Linked DNA regions of Homo sapiens: region 2 is linked to region 1. A link is a loop called in an ENCODE intact Hi-C map of the cell type or tissue named here. Cell type or tissue: B cell. All regions are shown on one strand. Each heading gives the region's core, and the rest is flanking DNA. Links, peaks and the distances in the headings are about the cores only.

Region 1 (10,587 bases), core at 3,755-8,754:
CGTGGTTTTGCCTTCTTCCTTTCCATTTTGTTAAACATATCCAGACCAAAATTACAATTGCCCCCATTGTAGAATGAGTTGAATGTGGGCATTATTGATACCGTTAATGATTCTGTATCACCAGCAAAGCATAGGATTAAAATTGACCTTGGCTTAAGTTGACTTACATTTTAATTTGGCCATTAAATTGATGCTGGAAAGTTGGGACACACCACACGGTTAACAGCCATCTGGCCTGCCTGTCTCCTTCTATCCTGACAACTACCTTGGCTTACCTAGTGTGTTTTATCTCTTCTCTCTCATCATTGCCTCCACCAGGATTCCTGAGTCAAAGCCCAACATGGCCCTCTGCTGTTGTACTGGCCAATCTGGTCTGTCCTGCTCTGCAGCTGCCAGTCTTCTCTGTCACTCCTGGTACCCCAACAGGCCCAGCAGCCTCTGCCAGTTCTGCTGTTCACTTCCTAACCAATGCCTCAACAACTCCTGTGGTGTCTTCTTCTGCCATCACATTTCACTTCCATTGAGGCCCCAAATCTCTGACACACCTGCTTTCTGCCTCTCTTGGCAGCTCTCAGCTCACTGCTGGCACTTCCATATACCCACATAAAGCCAAACCATAAGGTAAACTCATGGCCCTACCACACTGACTTTGGTTATTTCTCTAACCCCTTGGACATGGCACTGATATTTGATCTTGCTGGGACTCTTCCTTAGAGAATTTTCCCCCTTGCTGCCTTGGGGTGGGGAGCACCCTCCTCATTCCTGCTCTGGGAACGGACAGTGATGGGGCTGCCTCCTGCCTCCTGTTGCCTTCTCTTACCACCTCTGAGTCAGGCCAGCCCAGCAGGTTCCCAGCCTGGCTCAGATTCACTAGAATGCTTTTGTTACCACCTGTTTATCTGTCCTCCACAATTGCAGCACTTTTTTTTGACAGGTTGACAGTGTTTCCTTTGCTGGGCTTTAGGTGAAAAATGTCTACAAATCAGAGTAGATGTGATTAGTGTTAAGAGGGGAAAATAAAACTTACTGTGGGGCAAGAGGTGTGGGAAAGGTCAGATGAGAGAATCTAAACGGAGATATTAGTAGGAGTAAGTAGGAATGAATAGAAGTGAAATGAAAGACTTAGGGGAGATGGGAATATGTAAGAATGAGATTGTGAATATTAAAAGAGATTATCCTTGACCATGAAATCCAACCTACTCAGAACCTTGACATTTGACTGGTTACATGCCCTACACACTTAACATACTTTAACAACCCATTTTATTTAATAAATGTCCTAGAAAAATTAATGAGAATAAAATTAAGGAAGGAAGTTTTCTAATTCCTTAAATATAATTAGTGAAGTCCGTGGAGGTAAGGCTGATACGTAGATCAGAAAAAAAAAAAAACCCTATAGCTTTAACATGAATTTTAAACATAATTTTATCATATCCCAAAGACATGATACAATTGGTGTCTGTGAGTGCAAACATCTTGAGAAACAGTGTGCTAAAATGTTACATGCTAGGATGGCTTTTCACAAAAGTAGATTGTTTCTTTTTGAAATAAGACAATATAGGACAACTCCCCCAGCAATAAATTAGGATTATTCCCTCTATGACAAAGAAGGGGAAAAGGGTTACTCAAAGACAAATCATTATAAATAATCCATTATTCATATAAATTTATATTTTTAGAAAGGGAATATTGGTTAAAAAAAGATATTAAATGCCTGGGCAATCACCAAAATTTATTTTATAGCTCTAGCACTTGTGTTGTCTATATCCCTGATCACACTTTTAAATTGGCTTCAACGTAAATGATGGTTTAAAAAGAATTTTAGGCCATTTCTTTTGAAATTGCGGACCAGGGTTGTTAACAGCGGGAGGATGAGTGAGGTGGGTTGGGTGTGGCATCCTTTGTGTTACTATAAAGCTCTCAATGTTATAAGGAACATTATATTTTTTATTACACTTAACTACTTTCCAGACCACTAATTATTTGTATCTGTGATCAGGAATTCAAAAAACCTCTAAAATTCGATTGTTATTGTTGTTTTCCTGATAAAGATTGAGGAGGTTCCCATTCCAGCAGGAGTAGCTTAAAAAAAATAAAAGCTAAAAAATAAAAAGATTGAGGAGGATTCTGCAGCTTGCAGCTTTAGTAAAGGGCCCTATCCTTATAACAGAAGGACCCAGGAATAATTTTAAAAACTGCCAAATAATCTGCAGGTGATTCTAACACAGTATGCCTACATCCGTAGTCCTTATCATTCACCTACATCGAGAAGTCTCTACAATGTGCTCCTGAATCTCCAATGCACAGATCATGGAAGTGGATCCTATTTCACCACAAAAGCAATATCATAATCAGGAGAGAGGCCTATCAGCAAGGACTCAGAAGTAAATAAAGTATAGATGTGAACAAAATGTGCAATGTAGGCAAAATTACATGGCTATATAATAAGTTAGTTAAATATACTCTGTGTCCTGAGAAATGGGTACTAATACACTATGTACTTTCTTCACCAACATATCATAATGAAAATTTATTTCATACAGAAAATGAAAGCATGTGAGCTAGAATAAATTTTTAGTCTTTATATTTTTTATTTTATGATGTCACAGATCATTGAAAATTAGCACCAAGGACATCTGGTCCAACAGATTTATTTTATTTTATTTTATTTATTTTATTTTATTTTATTATTTTATTATTTATTTTATTTTATTTTATATTTTATTTTATTTTATTTATTGAGACAGAGCCTCACTCTGTTGCCCAGGCTGGAGTGCGGTGGCATGATCCTGGCTCACTGCAACTTCTGCTTCCCACGTTCAAGCGATTCTCCTGCCTCAGCCTCCTGAGTAGCTGGGATTACAGGCGCGTGCCACCACACCCAGCTAATTTTTGTATTTTTGGTTGAGATGGGGTTTCACCATGTTGGCCAGGCTGGTCTTGATCTCCTGACCTCAGGTGATCCGCACCCCCCTCGGCCTCCCAAAGTGCTGGTATTACAGACTTTAGCCACTGAGCCTGGCCAACTGATTAATGTTATAGAGAAAATTGAGAGCCCAAAGAAGTTAAATAAACTGTGACAGCAGAGTCAGGACTAGACTACAGGACCATTAAATCCTAGCACCAAAGCTCTCTTTCTCTCACCCTTATCTCAGCCTAGCTGCTTAGTAATGCATTTACTGGTCTTCCTAACATATAGAAGAACTTTTGGGTCATTACTTGAATAGCTTAGATTATTTTTATTTTGCTTTTTGTTTTTTGTATTTTAGGTTCAGGGATACATGTGCAAGTTTGTTATATAGGTAGACTGTGTGTCACAGGGGTTTTTTGTACAAATAATTTTGTCACTTGGGTAATAAACATATTACCTGATTGGTATTCTTTTGTGATTCCCTCCCTCCTCCCCACTTCCCCCTCAAGTAGGCCCCAGTGTCTGTTGTTCCCCTTCTAGTATCCATGTGTTCTTGTTGTTTAGCTCCCACTTATAAGTGGGAACATTGTGTATTTGGCATTTTGTTCTGTGTTAGTTTACTTAAGATAATGGCCTCCAGCTCCATCCACGTCCCTGCAAAAGATATGATCTCATTCTTTTTTATGGCTGCATAGGTTTCCATAGTATATATGTACCATATTTTATTTATCCAGTCAACCACTGATGGGCATTTAGGTTGATTCCATGTCTTTGCTATTGTGAGTAGTGCTGCGATGAACATAAACATACATATGTCTTTATCTTTCAAAACTATATAATAAATTCTGAAAATATGCCTTTCTTCTTAATCTGTTTCTTCATGCTAAACAGATAAGATTAAAATCATAGCTGCATTTCAAGAAATTGTCTGCAATCCTTCATTTTCTCCAGTAGATGTAAATTTTTATGTGGCCAGACTGTGCAGTGAACAAGCAAAAATAGGGAAAACTGAGCTTCAGGTCTAAATTAAAGCGAACGAAGACTGATGGTAAATGTAGCATTACTATATTAAAAAAAATAAATGTAGTATTTAATCTTAAAAATAAAATGTTAGGTAAAAATAGCAAATTGCAGAAGGCTATGTAGGGTTTTGTGTGGATCTGTCTTCACTTGGTAGAAGATAGCTGAGATCCACTCTCTCCCTGATCACCTATGAGATTCCTTAATCCTTTCCCCTTCTGCAGAGAACTCTGTGAATTAAGTACATGATATGAAATTAATGTCAAATCTGGGATCCATAATCTTATATTACTTCTTCCCCCTCATTTATTTGAATATTTAAAACAATGTATTCTTTAACTCATAACTATATCTTTTCCTGATAATGTGAACTTGATATTTAAATTCTACTTTCCGTCTTGAAGTTCTGTCACCTACACCAAGTTCTGTGTTTGGCTACTCTATTTGTAGTTTGTAGAATCAAAAATATGTTGTCTATAATTTTGTTGCTGTTTGAATTCGAAGTTTGTTCTTCTGATTCCACCATTCATTAGTTTCCTTAAGCAGATAAGTAAATCAGTTATATAGTCAGTTTATTATATCACAGTGAATACTAGGGGACGTATGCAATTGTATTTGTGTTTAGGGAGCATCTTAAACTTTGAACTATTTATGTTAAATTTCTAGAATTCCTTTCTTCTGATGGAATGATTTGAGGCTAAGGTAGGATTTTTGAAAAACAATGACTTTCATTCAAAATTTATCTACTCAACCAAGCAAATGAAAAGGGGCAGCGAAGGAAAAATAAAAATGGGAATGGTAGATGGCAGAAGAAACTGAGAACACAGAAGAAAGCGGTAGGTTTGGAGTGGAAAAATTAAACTAAAAGAAGGCAAGATGAAGAAAAAAATGTACCCTAAATGAACAAATTGCAAATTTAATGGCATCTAGAAATATAAACTGAGGTTAAGTTTCTAAATTATAGTCAGTCCCAAGGTTTAGATCTGCAATCCCAGGAATGGTTAGTTTTTTTTTTTTGTTGTTTTTTTTTTTTTTTTTTTTTTTTGAGACAAGCTTTGTTGCTCAGGCTGGTGTGCAGTGACATGGTCACTGCAACCTCAACCTCCTGAGCTCAAGCAATTCTCCCACCTCAGCCTCTTGAATAGCTGGGACTACAGGTGTGCGCCACCGCACCTGGCTAATTTTTGTATTTTTAGTAGAGATGGGGTTTCATATGTTGCCCAGGCTGGTCTGGAACTCCTGAGCTCAAGTGATCTGCATACCTCCTCCCAAAATGTTGGGATTACAGGCGTGAGCCACCCTGCCTGGTGGAGAGTTAACTTTAAAGATCACCTACCCAGAGGCCAGTTCTACTACTCTGTGGCTGATTCCTGTCTTTTTCTTCTATTCACTAGCTCTTTTGGGGCACAGTGACATTTCTCAGAGGTAGAAAGCTACCAGCAATATAGTTTTCTACTTTTCCAAAAGGAAAACATACCATATTCCTGTCTAGTGGTAAATTTTCTTGCTTTTAGTAGAGTTATTTCATTATAGAACTCTGAAAATGGTAGCTATGAAAATAGCCAAGATGTCGCAAATGAAGAATCTTTGTTTCCGATTTAAAAATTGGAATAGGAAATGATAGGATGTTAAGAAAAATAATAAATGTTTCCCTTCCTCTCCTTGGCAAATCAAATGCCCAGTTATCAAAGAATGCAAGAAAATATTGCCTACATGAGCAGAACTGTTTCTAAATAAAATGTCTGGCATGTAAATGCTGCATCAGTTCCTAATTAAGAATTCTGTAAATAAAGCTTTGCTCTTCATCTCCTGTTTTCGTTGGAAACTTCCATCAGAGATAGTGACTGGTGTGAAGCAGTGGAGACACCCAGTGGCTACTGTGGTTAACCACCGCAATGGTACATTTCATGCTGCGTTTCCTGTTTCTTGTTTTAGATGTGTCTATTTCCTTTTGAAAATATGACACTAAGTACCTCTAAATAGAAATTTAATAATGTAATAGTAATTGTGAAATTAATGACTTGAATATTACTCACAAATTAGGCCTTAATCTGAAGGATGGAAGGATTTGTGAATAAGCAACATTTAAAAATACAGTAAAAGAAAAATATTCAATCTTGCCTAATTCATTTTTAAAAATCATAGTTTTTCAAAACATAAAGGTAGATCCATTTTATTGAAGTAAAAATTTTGATTTAGGAAAGGATTTTATATAGAAATTAACACTTGAAATTTGAAATTTAAACTTGAAAATGTCTCTCTGACTTCACCCAAACTGTCAACAAATAAAATACATTAGTTCAAAATGTAAGGGCTATGAAGAGAATCTGGTTGTTCTTGTAAAATGTATATTTTATTATTATTTTTTAAAAGGCTCAAACTGAGAAATAATGCCAAGACTTGCTACTGAATGAAGGAATAAATGAACTTAAAATTTCTTTTAAATAGCTTTTTTTTTTAATCAAAATAGTAAAATGAGTTCACTTAGAAAAAGTAGAAAATATAAACAAAAAGAAATAAAATGCCCACTACAATTTCACTCCACACTTTGGTTTATATAGTTCTAGAAATTCTTCTTAATGCATGGAATATATATATATATAATTTTTTTTGAGATGGAGTTTCGCTCTTGTTGCCCAGGCTGGAGTGCAATGGTGCGACCATGGCTCACCACAACCTCTGCCTCCTGGTTTCAAGTAATTCTCCTGCCTCAGCCTCCCAAGTAGCTGGGATTACAGGCATGTGCCACCACTCCCAGCTAATTTTGTATTTTTAGTAGAGACAGGGTTTCTCCATGTTGGTCAGACTGGACTCGAACTCCCAACCTCAAGTGATCCGCCGGCCTCGGCCTCCCAAAGTGCTGGGATTACAGGCGTGAGCCACCGCACCCGGCCCATACCTGATTTTTAAAAGCCTATGAAACAGCAATCTAAAAATGGTTTTTGTTCATGATAAGTAAAAATGAGATTGTGTATACAAAATGGAGATTCTAAGGGAAATATGAAAAGACTGGAAACTAGGCTGGCTGTGGTGGCTCATGCCTGTAATCCCAGCATTTTGTGGTCCAAGGTGGGTGGATGGCTTGAGCCCAGGAGTTCAAGACCAGCCTTGGCAACAGGACAAAACCCTATCTCTACAAAAAATAAATAAAAAAAAATTAGCCGGGCATGGGGTCATGCGCCTGTAGCCCCAGCTACTCAGGAGGCTGAGGTGGGAGGATCACTTGAGCCCAGAAGGATGAGGCTGCAGTGAGCTGTGATCGTGACACTGCACTCCAGCCTGGGTGACAGAGTGAGACTCCATCTCAAAAAAGAAACAAAACAAAACAAAATGAAACAAAAATAAAGAAAGAGTGAAAGGAAAAAAGAAACTAATATATATATAAATGGTGGGAATCAAAAAGTGTCATCTCTCAAATGAATCTGAGCAAAATTGAGTCTCAAGTTAAGCTGAGACTTCTTTTCTTTCTTTAAGCTTATTTACCACCATTGATTCCCTGGCATCCTTAGAAATTTAGGTGGTTTATAAAGAGGATGCCTCAACATTTTCCCTTCCTGAAGTATGCTATGAACTGTAATTTTGGGTGAAAGTGAATAAAAGATGGTTATGTTAACCAAAGAATGACTTTCACAGACACAAGAGAAAAGCTACAAACATATAATAATTATAGAAGATTCTAGTTATATGTGCAATAACAACTAGTACATTAAAATACTGAGTTTGGCGGAGAAGGAGTTAGCAGGAAAATGGCCTCTGGTATGACCAACCATTAAATGAGAGAGGAATGTGTACAAGAGACAAGACAGGTACAATGCTGAAATTCCTATGGGTTTTCTCCGTTTTGCCGAGTAGATACCAAACAGGTTTATCAGGGATGCTGCTTTTAGCTGCATGACATTCCTAACAGATGTGTAAAGACCGATGCCCCCCCATTGCTTCTAAACTTTGTACCCATGATGCTTCTGTGGCTTTTTCCTTAACTCTTTTTGCCAAATCTCCTCCTGAATGTGGCTCAGACTCTCCCAGACATATTACTATTATTGCTCACAAGATAGAGGATGTAAAATGGGCATACAAAACCCTATAGAACTGCATGCTCTTAAATAGAAATACTGTGAATAAAAGTCAAGGGCAGCCGGGCGCGGTGGCTTACGCCTGTAATCCCAGCACTTTGGGAGGCTGAGGCGGGTGGACTGCTTGAGGCCAGGAGTTTGAGACCAGCCTGGCCAAATGGTGAAACCCCATCTCTACTAAAAATACAAAAAAAATTAGCCAGGCGTGGTGGCTCATGGCTGTGATCCTAGCTACCTGGGAGGCTGAGACACAAGAATTGCTTGAACCCGGGAGGCGGAGTTGCAATGAGCTGAGATCGCGCCACTGCACTCCAGCCTGGGTGACAGAGAGAGACCTTGTCAGAAAGAAAGAGAGAAAGAGAGAGAGAGAGAGACAGAAAAGAAAGAAAAGAAAGAAAGGAGTCAAGGGCTTTAGTATCAACAGCTCTATCAATTACTAACTGTCGAACTTAGGCAGGTAACTTCCCTACAGCTCATTTCCCTCTGTAAACTAAGTATTATAATTTAGTCCGTAATATTTATTGTTGCTCTGCAAAAAGGATTGTGCTAGGCAACAATGATATTGAAATGGCTAAGGCACAATATCTAGCCTCAGGGAGCACATAGTCTAGTGAGGGAGACAGACTTAAGTCATTACCAGCCAGGGGTGGTGGCTCACCCTTGTAATCCCAGCACTTTGGGAGGCCAAGGCAGGCAGATCACCTGAGATCAGGGGTTTGAGACCAGCCTGGCCAAAATAGCAAAACCCCATCTCTAAAAAAATACAAAAATTAGCCGGGTGTGGTGGCACATGCCTGTAGTCCCAGCTACTCGGGAGGCTGAGGCAGGAGAATCGCTTGAACCTGGGAGGTGGAGGTTGCAGTGAGCCGAGATCACGCCACTGCACTACAACCTGGGAAAGAGAGCAAGACTCCATCTCAAAAAAAAAAAAAAAGTCATTACCATATAGTAAATGCATTATTAGATTTCACAGTGTCTAAGGACAGGATAGGACAAGTTTGAAAGTGGAGAGACTCAGGGCTTATCTTAAAGGGATTCAAAGAGATCATCATAAAACACCTAGCACACTCCACATCTGTAATAGGAACTCCACTAATGTTAAGTTGTTTTATCCTAATTACACATTCTTGCAACAGAACTGAGCATTTTAGTACTGGACAATATCAAAGTTGTAAAACATAAATCTCTTCAGGGAGATAAACTCCTGCATTCTTTAAAAATGAATGTTACAAACATTATACTCAGGAAGCTGTCCCATTACTCTCTAAAGCCTGAAATTTAACAAGTTTTCTTAGTCAAAGCTAGCTTGCTTTTTCAAAGATTCAACCAACTTTACAAACCATAGGGAGTCATGAAAGGAAATACACAAAAAAACTAAGATGGAGAAAAAATGCAAACTCAGCCAAGATTTTTCTCAAGAACTTTGGCCTTTTCTCTTCACCAGTTATATAACTATTTAAAATGTGTTATGCATGTTTTTGGAAAATTTTCAAGATAAGACAGGAAGTATAAAAGTTTGTAACTCTGGAGTGCTAAATCCTTAGAATGAATGAAGGAAATGGGTTTCTAGCATGTAGTATTTGAAGTACTTGACTTAGCTGTCATTCCCTATTCCTTACCCTTGTCAATCAAACTAACCAGTTATTCTGCTGATCCTAGATCTGGCCTCAGAACTTTAACAAAATTAATTAGGAAGGTACTACCAACATAAAGAAGTTGCTGTAGATACTGGAAGTGACATGGGAAGAGACAGTGGGAGTGTGATGAAAAAGAATGAGGTTGTTGTTAATAATGGCAGTGGGGACACAGACATTGATATGGGGAAGGTAGATATGTATGCCTGGTCATTTGGGGTCCATCTTATTTCCTGGGGCACAGCTGGGTCTCTTTTCCCAGTTGCCAAACTGAAGGAGTCTCAGCTGGGCCTGAGGAAGGGCAGTAGATGAGGTTTTGGCCAGGCGCGGTGGCTCATGCCTGTAATCCCAGCACTTTGGGAGGCCAAGGCAGGCGGATCATGAGGTCAGGAGTTCGAGACCAGCCCGACCAACATAGTGAAACCCCGTCTCTATTAAAAATCCAAAAAAAAAAAAAATTAGCCAGGTTTGGTGGCGGGCACTTGTTATCCAAGCTACTTGGGAGGCTGAGGCAAGGAGAATTACTTGAACCTGGGAGGCGGAGGTTGCAGTGAGCCGAGATAGTGCCACTGCACTCCAGCCTGGGCAACAGTGCAAGACTCCATCTCAAAAAAAAAAAAAGTAGATGAAGTTTTAAGGAAGGTATACTCTGGGAAAATGTGAGGAAAAGCTGGAAAAGACTAAGGAAAGGAAGAATCCTGTCAAAGCACTGTTTCCATTTTGCAAATGGCCCCAGCTAAATTTGATATAGCAGATCACACCCTTTCCTCACTTCCTTCTTCCACTTTTGGCTGAGACATAAGGTGGTTGGTGTACACAAGGGCCTGGGATACCTCCTTTACTCTATTTTGTTTTATAGTCACTTGCATGTGTGTCTTATTTTCTCCTACTAGATTGCAAACTCTTTGAAGGCAAGTATATCTCACTATCCTTTGTGTCCTTTATAATA
Region 2 (10,587 bases), core at 3,025-8,024, 160 kb before region 1:
CTTAGGTCTTAAGTCCTAATAAACAAAAGATTAGTACTGACAATATGATACCTGAACAACACGTCTATGACAGCTAAGGTGAAACAGAAGCCAAATAGATTTATTGTAGAAAGAAATGGCACAAGAAAACATTGGCATGCAAGTGTTTTTGATAATCATTTCTATGAAACTTATAATAAATAGCATCTTTGGATTTATTTTGAATATGTCTAACTGGTATGGCTGCTTCTCTTTATTTGGTATTTCTATTAGTAGCAGAGTGGTCAACATGAAAGCTAAATTTGCCACATTGAGACCTCAAACCATGGTGGCAACACTGTTTATTTCATGAAGCAGGGAAAATCCTTATGAATGAAGAACTAAGGAGTAAAATCACTGTTAGCTTATATAGGACTTAAAATGGCTTTTCAACTAAGACATTTCTACATGAAATTTAGTACTTCATAATGGCTATAGTTGTGTGTACTTCACAAACTTAAAGATTACTAAAGTATGCACATAAAGGTAACAGTAAGCAACAACAACAAAAAAGGAATCAGAAGTATCAAGGTACTGACCCATGTCCTGAAGGAGCAATGAAGTATAAACAACACTGCACCCTGTTATCAGGCATCTGACGTCTGTTCACTCGTGATTCTGCATTTAGGTAGTCCTCAAATTTACTATCAATGTAGTCGATAACAGGCTGCCAGCTATAGAACGCAAATAAACAAAACAAGCTGCAATTCTACATATGAATTAACTGATGACTGTTAAAGGACAATAATCAGTATTTTCAAATGGGCAAAATGAATTTACCAGTAGAAGATATGTCAAGTTATTCTATATATTCAAAAATATAAATTATGTTGAATAAATATTCATTATTCAAAACTTTCCAAATGAAAGAAAATAAACTATTTACTGTCGAAACACAGCTAAATATTAGCATATTATTTGCACTAATAAGTGTATTAATAACACACTTCATAATATGAAAACAATTATATGCAGTTTAAAATTTCAAATGAGAGATTACTTTAAATAATAAAAAAACTTCATGGTGAACTTGGGAGTTTTAAGAGTTGACAGAAAATTACCTCAAAAACAATGTGAATTCAAACAAAAATAAAAGTATTATTTATAAAATACTAAGATAATTACTTCAGACTAAAATTTCATAGTTGTTTTCTTCACTTAGGACTTACAGAAAAACTGAAAGTCTAAATATCAGGTTTAAATTAGGATTGAGATAGAATTTATACAAATGAATAAAATTAAAGTGAACAGTTTTAAATTTCTTACAATAATGAGAATTCTTCTATTTACCTATGTTATTTTAGAATATGTCTTAAAAACAATTTTATGATAGGTATTATCTCCATTTTATAGAAAAGTAAATGGGTTCAAAGAAGTTAAACAACTTTGTCAGATAAGTGGCAAAGTTGGTATACAAACCCAAGTCATGTTGCTTGAAGTTTGGTGACCTTTGCTAAGATGAGAAGTTTTAAAATGTTAAGAAGAAAAAGTTTAACCACCCCAGTACCCCAAATGCACTGCAAAGTTGTGAGGACAAACCCTTCTTACCAATTACTATTATCCACTGCATCTCCAAATCCTGGGGTATCAACTATTGTGAGCAGCAACTGAACACCACCTTCTTTGATTAAAACTTTGGATTGTTCCACCTGTAAGAGTAATTGGTGCAGATGTTAATATCATACATTACATCAGTGATTTCCTACAAGGGGTGATGGTAGGGACGTTCGAGTTTATCAAAACCAACTGGGAAACTGTTAGCAAACTAAATCTACCTACTACCACATTACCTTTAGAATTGATGATAGCGGGCATTGGAAATCCAGATTATTTGAAAGAAAAGCATATATACAAATAGTCTGCCAATCTCTTGGCAAATTCATACTGGGTTTATGACTCATACTTGGTATAAAGACAGACAGAGGAACTGATAAAATAGTGATCACCACTAAAGACATGTAATACTTATATAACTTAAATGTGCATCTAATAATACAAATAAGCAGTTTGAGTGATTTAATAATTCACAGAGTTCAAATGTAATTAATCAGAGAAGAACATCTAATCTACCATTTACAGTAAATGTCTTCCTGGACTATTCTCTATCAAGTTTGGCCCCAACCACTCACTCAAATAAACTTACTATCATTCCTTAATCTTTCTCAGCATGGATGTATTACCCTTGTATTTATGTTATGGCTAGGATCCAATCCTTTTCTCAAATGTGATACTCCACATTCTGGACAATGTAATCAGCAAAAGTCCAGACAGTTTTTATTTTAAAAAAAAGTGTATTCTGGTAGGGTGAAACCTTACTAACTGATTATTGGACTTAAATGATAACAACAGTTCCTGGAACAATTTAAGACATTCTGTAATCTCAAGCTCTGTATCAGAAGATGTATTATCATTCATCCTGGGCATATGCTGCTGTTAAATGCAAAATATCAGTTTTCAGGAACCCAAGATAAAGCAAACACGGATTCAAATGAAAAGGGAATAATTCCTCCAGAAAAAGACAGGCTTTCTCCTGATAACACATTTAATAAGGATAACAAGTCCTTATTAAGGCTAGAGGCTCCAAGTATGCTGATAAGCTAATTTACAAGACAAAAAGTTTGGGACACTTTTAGAGATAGCCTACTTCCTTTTGGCATGTTTTATAGATGCTACCTGATGCATGAAGAGACTAACATGCGGAGACTAAGATTGCTGAGCAAGAAAAGTCTGTAGCCACACTATCCAATAACACTTTCTGAGATGATGGAATTGTTGTGTATCCACACTGCATCTCCAAATCCTAGGGTATCAACTATTATGAGCAGCAACTGAACACCACCTTCCACTTGTCCATGTGGCTACTTAGTCCTTGAAATCTGACTACTGCAAATGAGGAGCTGATATTTAATTTTATTTAATTTGAATTAACTTAAATAGCCACATATGGCTAGTGACTACCGAATACACAGCAGAGGTCTACAGCAATCAAGAGTTTTCTGTTAAAAAAATTTTATTATGAGGAATAAAACTTATTAAAACTGAAAAAAATTGCCTGAGATGTGGACACACATGACTTATCTTTTAGAGAAATGAGATGCCAAATTCTTATCTTTTAATGTTCTTTAAACTGCTTTGATCCTGATATAAACTATCAAGTGAAAATTTTGCAGATCCAAAAGATATTTATCCACCAAATATATACTATTGGCAATCTGAATATTAAGTATTAATATGCATTATCATTAATCTGTAGATTAAAAAAGTAAACATCAATAACAGTTGTAATATTTTCTGATCATCCTCAGTATCAATGATTGATGCACATCATTTAGGAGATCACTGTCACATACCACACAACTAAGATAACATGTCTATTATCAGGTTACCCTAATAACATGAGAGAGGCAAAATAACTCAGAGAAAACAATCAGATTCATCAGTGTGAGATCATGAGAACCAAAGGAAAAACATTTTTTTTTTTTTTTTTTTTTAGTCAGGGTCTCACTCTGTTGCTCAGGCTGGAGTGCATGGCAGATTATAGCTTACTGCAGCCTCACTCCTGGGTTCAAGCGATCTTCCCATTTCAGCCTCCCAAAGTGCTGGGCCAAAAAAAATGTTTAATGGTATCATCTCATCTAGTTTAGGAGGTTTACATTTTATCTGGTGATCTTCTAGCCAAAGGACAACCCAGTCAAATCTAACATCTCAATATCTTGAATTCACTTCCATCTCCTTTATAAAGACAGATCATTTATTCATGGTAACTGTGGCTGAAGCAGAAATATCCAAAGTAATCATACCACTCCTTTACCTACTTACTCTTTTAAATAACATAGTACTACACACTAGAAAGTGATACAACAATATAGTAAATCTACATGAATCATCTCCCAATTTTACTTCAAACTATTTCTGGTTCCTTTATTACCAAACGAAGCCCATTCTACCTTCAGTAATATGCTGTATACCAATTACACATTTTAACTTAACAGCTTAAATTTTAAGATATTTCCCTGTTTTTTAAAAAAAATCAGTTCAACAACTTAATTACTTATTGACTTGCTAAGACAAATGAAGATTTGTATTTTACACACTTTAAGGAATGTTTATAAAGCTTCTTTTCTTCTCTGGCCTACAAAATTCTGTGTATCCATACACGGTCAAATACAAAGAAGTCAGCGACATATGGAAGAGATCCAGAAAACACAACTAAACTAGTGCCATTCACAGGATCCGACTGTATCCTATCATCTGCTTTTACAAGTATCCTCATGGGATCCATGGAAAACAAATTAGTTGAAGTCCAAGAATTTCAAACTTTTCTAACAAATCTATTCCAAATGGCCACTTTCCCACGCACTTTCCTTAAGCAGGTCACATCAACATCTTTATGGCATCACTCAGGGTTCTCTAAGATTAGCTGCATCATTTAATACCAAAAGAATGAATCAAGGGCATTTTCAACTGTTTTTCCCTGAAAAATAAATAAAACTAAAGCTATCGTCCATGTATCATCTATGTATAATTCATCTATTGAGACCTCTTTTGGCATCTGAGATTCCAGAAATCCAAGGTACTCATTTTCTAATACTGAGTGTATACAGTATACAAGAGTTCCAGTATACTGAGTTTTCAGTTTTACCATCTGAGGAAAAAAAGTCAAACAATGTTTATTATACAGTGTCATATAAACTAACCTAACTTAATGTTTACATGCCACTTATTAAGGTAAATAAAAAATGTTATTTAATTAAGAACATAACATTTTGAAGAGAGGGTTAAAATTTTCTGTCAAGAGCCTACCTCTACCTTCACTTGCTCAAGAGGTAGCATTACAGCCAAAACTCTGAAGACATTGGAATGGCCTGAGATACTCCACTTAGCTCAAACACAAAAACTATCTATTTTGCTTATTTACTGGCTCAAAAGACAAATATCATCTTACATGTTTCATCGTGTTCCACAAGAAAATGAAAGAGGAAGTGACCAATAGTAAAACAGTTATGCTTAAAGAATACCTCCTTCTCATCAAGACCCAGAACTACTTTACTAAGAAAGTTGATCCCAAAACTCTAACTTGGCCTTCTATTCTGAACCTCTCTACCTCTCATATCCCTGTCTCCTTACACTGAGACCTCAAATCCCTTGCCCCTCTCATTTTCTATTAGCAACCTCCTTCCCAAAACCTTTATTTCTTTCCCTTTCCAACTCAAATCCCACTCTGGATTAACCCATCTTTCTATTCCTATACCATAAAATTCATGACTTTCAACCTCAACAAGAATTTCCCTGCTAATATTCCTCTTATGTGCTCCTTAGTCTCATGCCTCTCCCATTTCCCAGTAGGCTCTTCCCAAGCCCATGTCTGTCACAATGCTCAGTGAAGTACCTCATATCTCCACTTAAAAATGAGACCATTCCCAGTCTGTCTGAATCAGCACTGTACCTTCCATGGTACAGTGTGTGTGAAATATATCTTTTTCCTAAAGCTAATTTCTCAATATGTTCTAGGGAACTGATTAATTTCCATTTTAGATTCATCTTGACAACCGTTTACACTATTTCCCCTCTATCGTCAATCTCTCATTTCTTAGAGAATGACTTGCCACAGGATATAACCATTCTCAGGTCTCTTTTGGAAATCATCAAACCACTCTCTGAGTCCTCTATACTCACTCCTAGGTATCCCTTTTCATCCCTTCCTTAATAGCCATCACCCATCTTCACTGACTCACCACTCACTTCTCAACCCACTGCCATCTTGCTACCACTTCATTAAAATTTACCTTGCCAAGGTCACCTCTACAGCACCTTACAAAAGCATCTTTCTCACTAAGTCATAATTGTTTGTCCATATTTTTCCCACAATTGTGAGATCTTTGAGAACTTTTTGTCTATCATCATTGTAGCCCCAAAACTTAGTTTAAGACAAGCATTCAAATATGTTATGTGAATGGCTCAAAAACTATCAAAACTGGACCAGCTGTCAACAGGAGACTCTCCTGATAGGGCTCTGTGAAAATTTTTCAAGGAGTCTATCAAGTATGTTACCCCAGAGAAGTACATACTGCTTTCACCTTTTCTCACTTTCAAAATTTTGCACCCACTTCATCTACAGAGTTTGATTTACAAAACTTCAGGGACCAGCTGGGTGCGGTGGCTCACACCTGTAATCCCAGCGCTTTCGGAGGCTGAGGTGGAAGGATCAGTTGAGGTCGGGAGTTCGAGACCAGCCTGGCCAACATGGTGAAACCCCATCTCTACTAAAAATACAAAAATTAGCCAGGTGTAGTACGCGCCTGTAATCCCAGCTACCCGGGAGGCTAAGGCAGGAGAATTGCTTGAGCCCAGGAAGCAGAGGTTGCAGTAAGCTTGAGATCACACCACTGCACTCCAGCCTGGGCAACAGAGCAAGACTCCATCTCGGAAAGAAAAAAAAAAAACACTTCATGGACCAATAAAATGTTTCAAAGGGGAGCAGCGTAGTTTCCAACTAAGAACTTTAAAAAATCTAACAGTGTCATTGCACAAAAGAATTATCTTAATACATTAAGAGAAAATTAAAATGGACTTCAATCTCAGAAGAAAGGATAATTTCTTCCCAAGAAAAGACAGATGATACCCTTTCAGTGACATGAAGTATGATTTAAAAATTTTCAAATGCAGGCCAGGCGTGGTGGCTCACGCCTGTAATCCCGGCACTTTGGGAGGCCGAGGCGGGCGGATCACGTGAGGTCAGGAGTTCGAGACCAGCCTGGCCAACAAGGCAAAACCCCATCTCTACTAAAAATACAAAAATTAGCCAGGCGTGGTGGCACACGCCTATAATCCCAGGTACTCAGGAGGCTGAGGCAGGAGAAACACTTGAACTTTGGAGGTGGAGGTTGTAGTGAACCGAGATCGCGCCACTATACTCCAGCTGGGTGAAAGAGCAGGGCTCCATCTCAAAAATAAATAAATAAATATAAAAATTTTCAAATGGTACAAAATTATAAAATAACGGTTAACTGTTAACATACATACAACATTGTAAGCAATATTTTTCCAAAAAATTTTGTTAATCTGGGTATCTATATTTGATACTGAAACATGAAGTAGAGCTCAAATGTTCAATTTTTTTCACTTCATTTTCATCAATCTTTTGGAAAAATATATATATAAGTAAAAAATGGAGGTAACATGGTACCATTTCATTCCACTTGAAACATTCTGAAAGAACTAAGGTAAAACACTTCCCTCTCCTCCTTTCACCCTGACAGACACAGGATAAAACCAGTTTGCAGCAGAGCAGTTGTTCTCAAAATGTAGTACCCAGACTGGCAGTAATACATTCTGAGAACTAAATAGAAATACAAATTAGTTGGGCCCTGCCTCAAACCTGCTATATAGCAAACCATGAAGAAAGGGACTCAGCAATCTGTGTTTCGACAAGCCTTCCAGGTGATTGTGATGTGCGCTCAAGTTTGAGAAGCACTGGTATAAAGAATTCCAGGACTGGTGTCAGCTCGCATCTGGAAATGCACAGATATAACTCAGGGTCCTGAGGTCCAAGATAAGAGGTTAAGAATTAATCTTAATGAGCTTCTATCAATACTGAAAACTTCACTTGAATCAGAACTGCTATTTTACACACAGGAGGCTAAAAATCAGCTCTCTGTTCAGTGTACACAGCTTCCCATTCCTTCCAAGACTGTGAATGTGAATGAATATCTCCTTTAAGATACAAGTCTCTTATAAATAGATAATGCCCAGGGATGAGAATATGAGATCATGGTCTTTATTAATATCTTGCTCCTTATTCAGCCACATAATAGGAGACAGTTTTTCTCCCCATTTTCATAAACGTTTGTCTTCTGAAACTCAGGATTGTATGTTTACCAGTCTAATATGTCTGGACTGAGATACAATACTGGTGACCACTCCCCTCTACTGTGAGAGTTTATTAGCTTCCAAGGGCAGATCATCTGCTAGACTACTGGGCTTGGTAAGGAGCCAGCCAACTATCAAAAAGATTACATTCTCATTTTCTAACTACATTCAGGCTTCTTGAATGACTCTGACCCTGTCTGTAATATGGCATGTTCTTTCCTGAGTAAGTGGGCAAAAGAGTTTAGATGATCTTCAACTGGTTTCCAGTATATAAAAGAATACACCTCCATGGTTCAATCAGGAAAGAGGACTTCTACAGGATTCTAGTAAGGATCAATCTGGTTCTCAAATGTTACAGGTCTTCCTTTTGGTAAAGAAAAGATATTTAACAGTGGTGCACAGGCTTCTGTCTTAAAAATCCTCCTAGAGATATTCTTACCTCCATTACCCCTTTGTTTTCAAGATAAAGAGAGTTTCTGGGAAGATATTCACAACAGAAGAGGATATTTTTGAAGTGTTATTTTAAAGGAAGGTAAAATGGGTTTAGACAATTTATTTTGAAGCTAGGCCAATGTAAGAATTCTAATAAATTGAGGGCATGTCACATCTTTAACAGATGCTTGCCTGGGGAGAAAATGTCTGCAATATCTAAAATGTAGGGGATTATTAGTTAGATTTTTAAAACTCCTATAAATCAGGAATAAAATGACAGAAAATATTATCAAAACACTTTCATGAAATAACAGTTAATGAGTACAAAAGACATGTTCAACCTCACTAGAAATCAAAGAAAATAGACTCAAATACCTTTATATCTTTATGCACACACAACAGCAATGAGTGCCTAAGTCCACCAAGACATACACAAGAATGTTCCTATTAGTAAAAAACTGAAACCCAAAGGCTTATCTAAAATAAACAATAAATGATATACTGATACATTCACACAATGGAGTAGCATACGATGACGATGAAAAAGAACTACACCCAACATGAGTAAATAATACAGACGTAATCTTCACTGAAAGAAAACAGATATAAAAAAGTATATGTATGTAACATTCAAGAACAGGCAAATTTATCTATGGAGAAAGCAGTCAGTTAAGGTGTGTATCTTTGGGGGGTGTAATACTGAATGACAGTGAGCACACAGAAGAAACTAGGGTTCTGGAAATGAACTGTACATTAATTTGGGTAGTGGTTAGTTTTATCTTGCATATCTAAATTCATAAATACCTAAATTAAGGTATTCCTAATAGATACCCAAATTAAGAAAGTTCAAAGTTCATTTTCTTGCTTAGGATTAAAATTTCCAATATTTATCACAAAATAAATAAGCATGTAGGAACAAGTTTTTAGAGCATAATTTTGCAGGTAATTTTAAATCTCAAGCCCTATAAAGGTTACCAAAAAAAAAAAAAATCCTAAAATAGAAACATTGAGAAGGAGAAATAAGAAATTCACTTCACAAAATTACTCCTTTGGGATCTAGTTACTAAACTGCATCTTATAGTTTGATATATGAGTTACTGCCCAGAATATACAGACTGTCCCTCCATCCTGTGCACTGGGATGATCACTACCACTTCTTCAAATCCAGCTAAAAGCATCACTGCCTGAATGAAGCCAACTCCAGCCAGAACTGTTCACTTGCCTCCTCTCTGCTCATGTCCTATATATCACATAAGCAGAGCTCACCAACAATATTTTTAATCAACAGTTTAGAGCAGTGCTGACAAACAAAAATACCATATCAATCATATAATTTATAATTTTCTTAGCCACTTTTAAAATAGGAAAAAGGTGAAATCAATCAATTTTATTTAACCTGATACATCCAAAATATTATCACTGCAGTATACAATCAATATAAAAAATTATTGAGATTTTTTTTTCCATGCTCAGTCTTAGACATCTGTGGTATATTTTATATTTGCAGAACATCACAATTCAGACCACCTACATTTCAAAGATTAATAGCCACATGTGGCTACAGGCTGCTGTACTATTTAATAAAAAGTACATATCTAGAATCTAGCCCCTTGCTCTATAAAGTGTGATCTACCATCCAGCAGCATCAGCATCACCTGTGATCTTGTTAGAAATGTAGAAATTGCAGCCCATCTCAGACCTACTAGAAGAACTAAATTTAACAGGATACCGAGGATTGGAATGCATAGCAAAGACTGAGAACTAGTAAATCAGATCACATATACCTTGGGAGTCTTACAGAATCGCTATTGCCATTCAACTATGATATGGTATTATCCCACTGACTAATATAGAACACTATATTTAAATCACAATAGCTTTTCTATAAATCACGTTTTCTCTACACCATCTAATGCAATTTTCTGCAATGATGAAAATCTTCATATACGTGCTGCAAAAAATGGCAGCCACTTGCCACATGGGCTGTTGAGCACTTGAAATGTATCTGGAGCAAATGAGAAATTGCATTTTTAATTTAACTAATTTTAATTTATTTAAACATGTGGCAAATGACTACCATACTAGATAGCACAACTCCAGGGGAATTGGTTACTATGTCACAGTGTCATCTCTAGGAGAGTCCTCTAGACAAATTTGGGAAGTTCTAGCCAAGATAATTCTTCTGATGAACTGTACTTTTTTTTTTAAATTTTATGAAGTCATATTTACCATCATACACTGGCTAAGGACAAATTTGCATCTTACCTC

What was found. A loop is a pair of places that touch in the nucleus more often than their neighbours do. Peaks named below come from ENCODE experiments on the same cell type or tissue, not always from the same donor. Only the 100,000 strongest peaks of a DNase experiment are listed, where the experiment ranks them.
Region 2: a loop joins it to region 1, with 6 times the contacts of the local background. A loop is called at or near these places in 1 of 110 quality-filtered maps.

Annotation. Positions count from the first base shown.
Region 1 is chr7:35,704,858-35,715,444 of GRCh38, reverse strand. No RefSeq gene overlaps it. Among named protein-coding and RNA genes, the nearest start is that of LINC03013, 6.3 kb to the left of the region's middle. In B cell, for the core only: CTCF peaks have their summits at 5,582 and 5,783; a DNase peak (open chromatin) is centred at 5,794; H3K4me3 peaks cover 667 bases.
Region 2 is chr7:35,863,746-35,874,332 of GRCh38, reverse strand. It overlaps SEPTIN7 (septin 7), which reads right to left. Exons shown (of 14, transcript NM_001788.6): 5 at 1,567-1,667; 6 at 558-692. Among named protein-coding and RNA genes, the nearest start is that of SEPTIN7, 68 kb to the right of the region's middle. In B cell, for the core only: no CTCF peak of the experiment used is centred there; a DNase peak (open chromatin) is centred at 5,012; H3K27ac peaks cover 1,535 bases.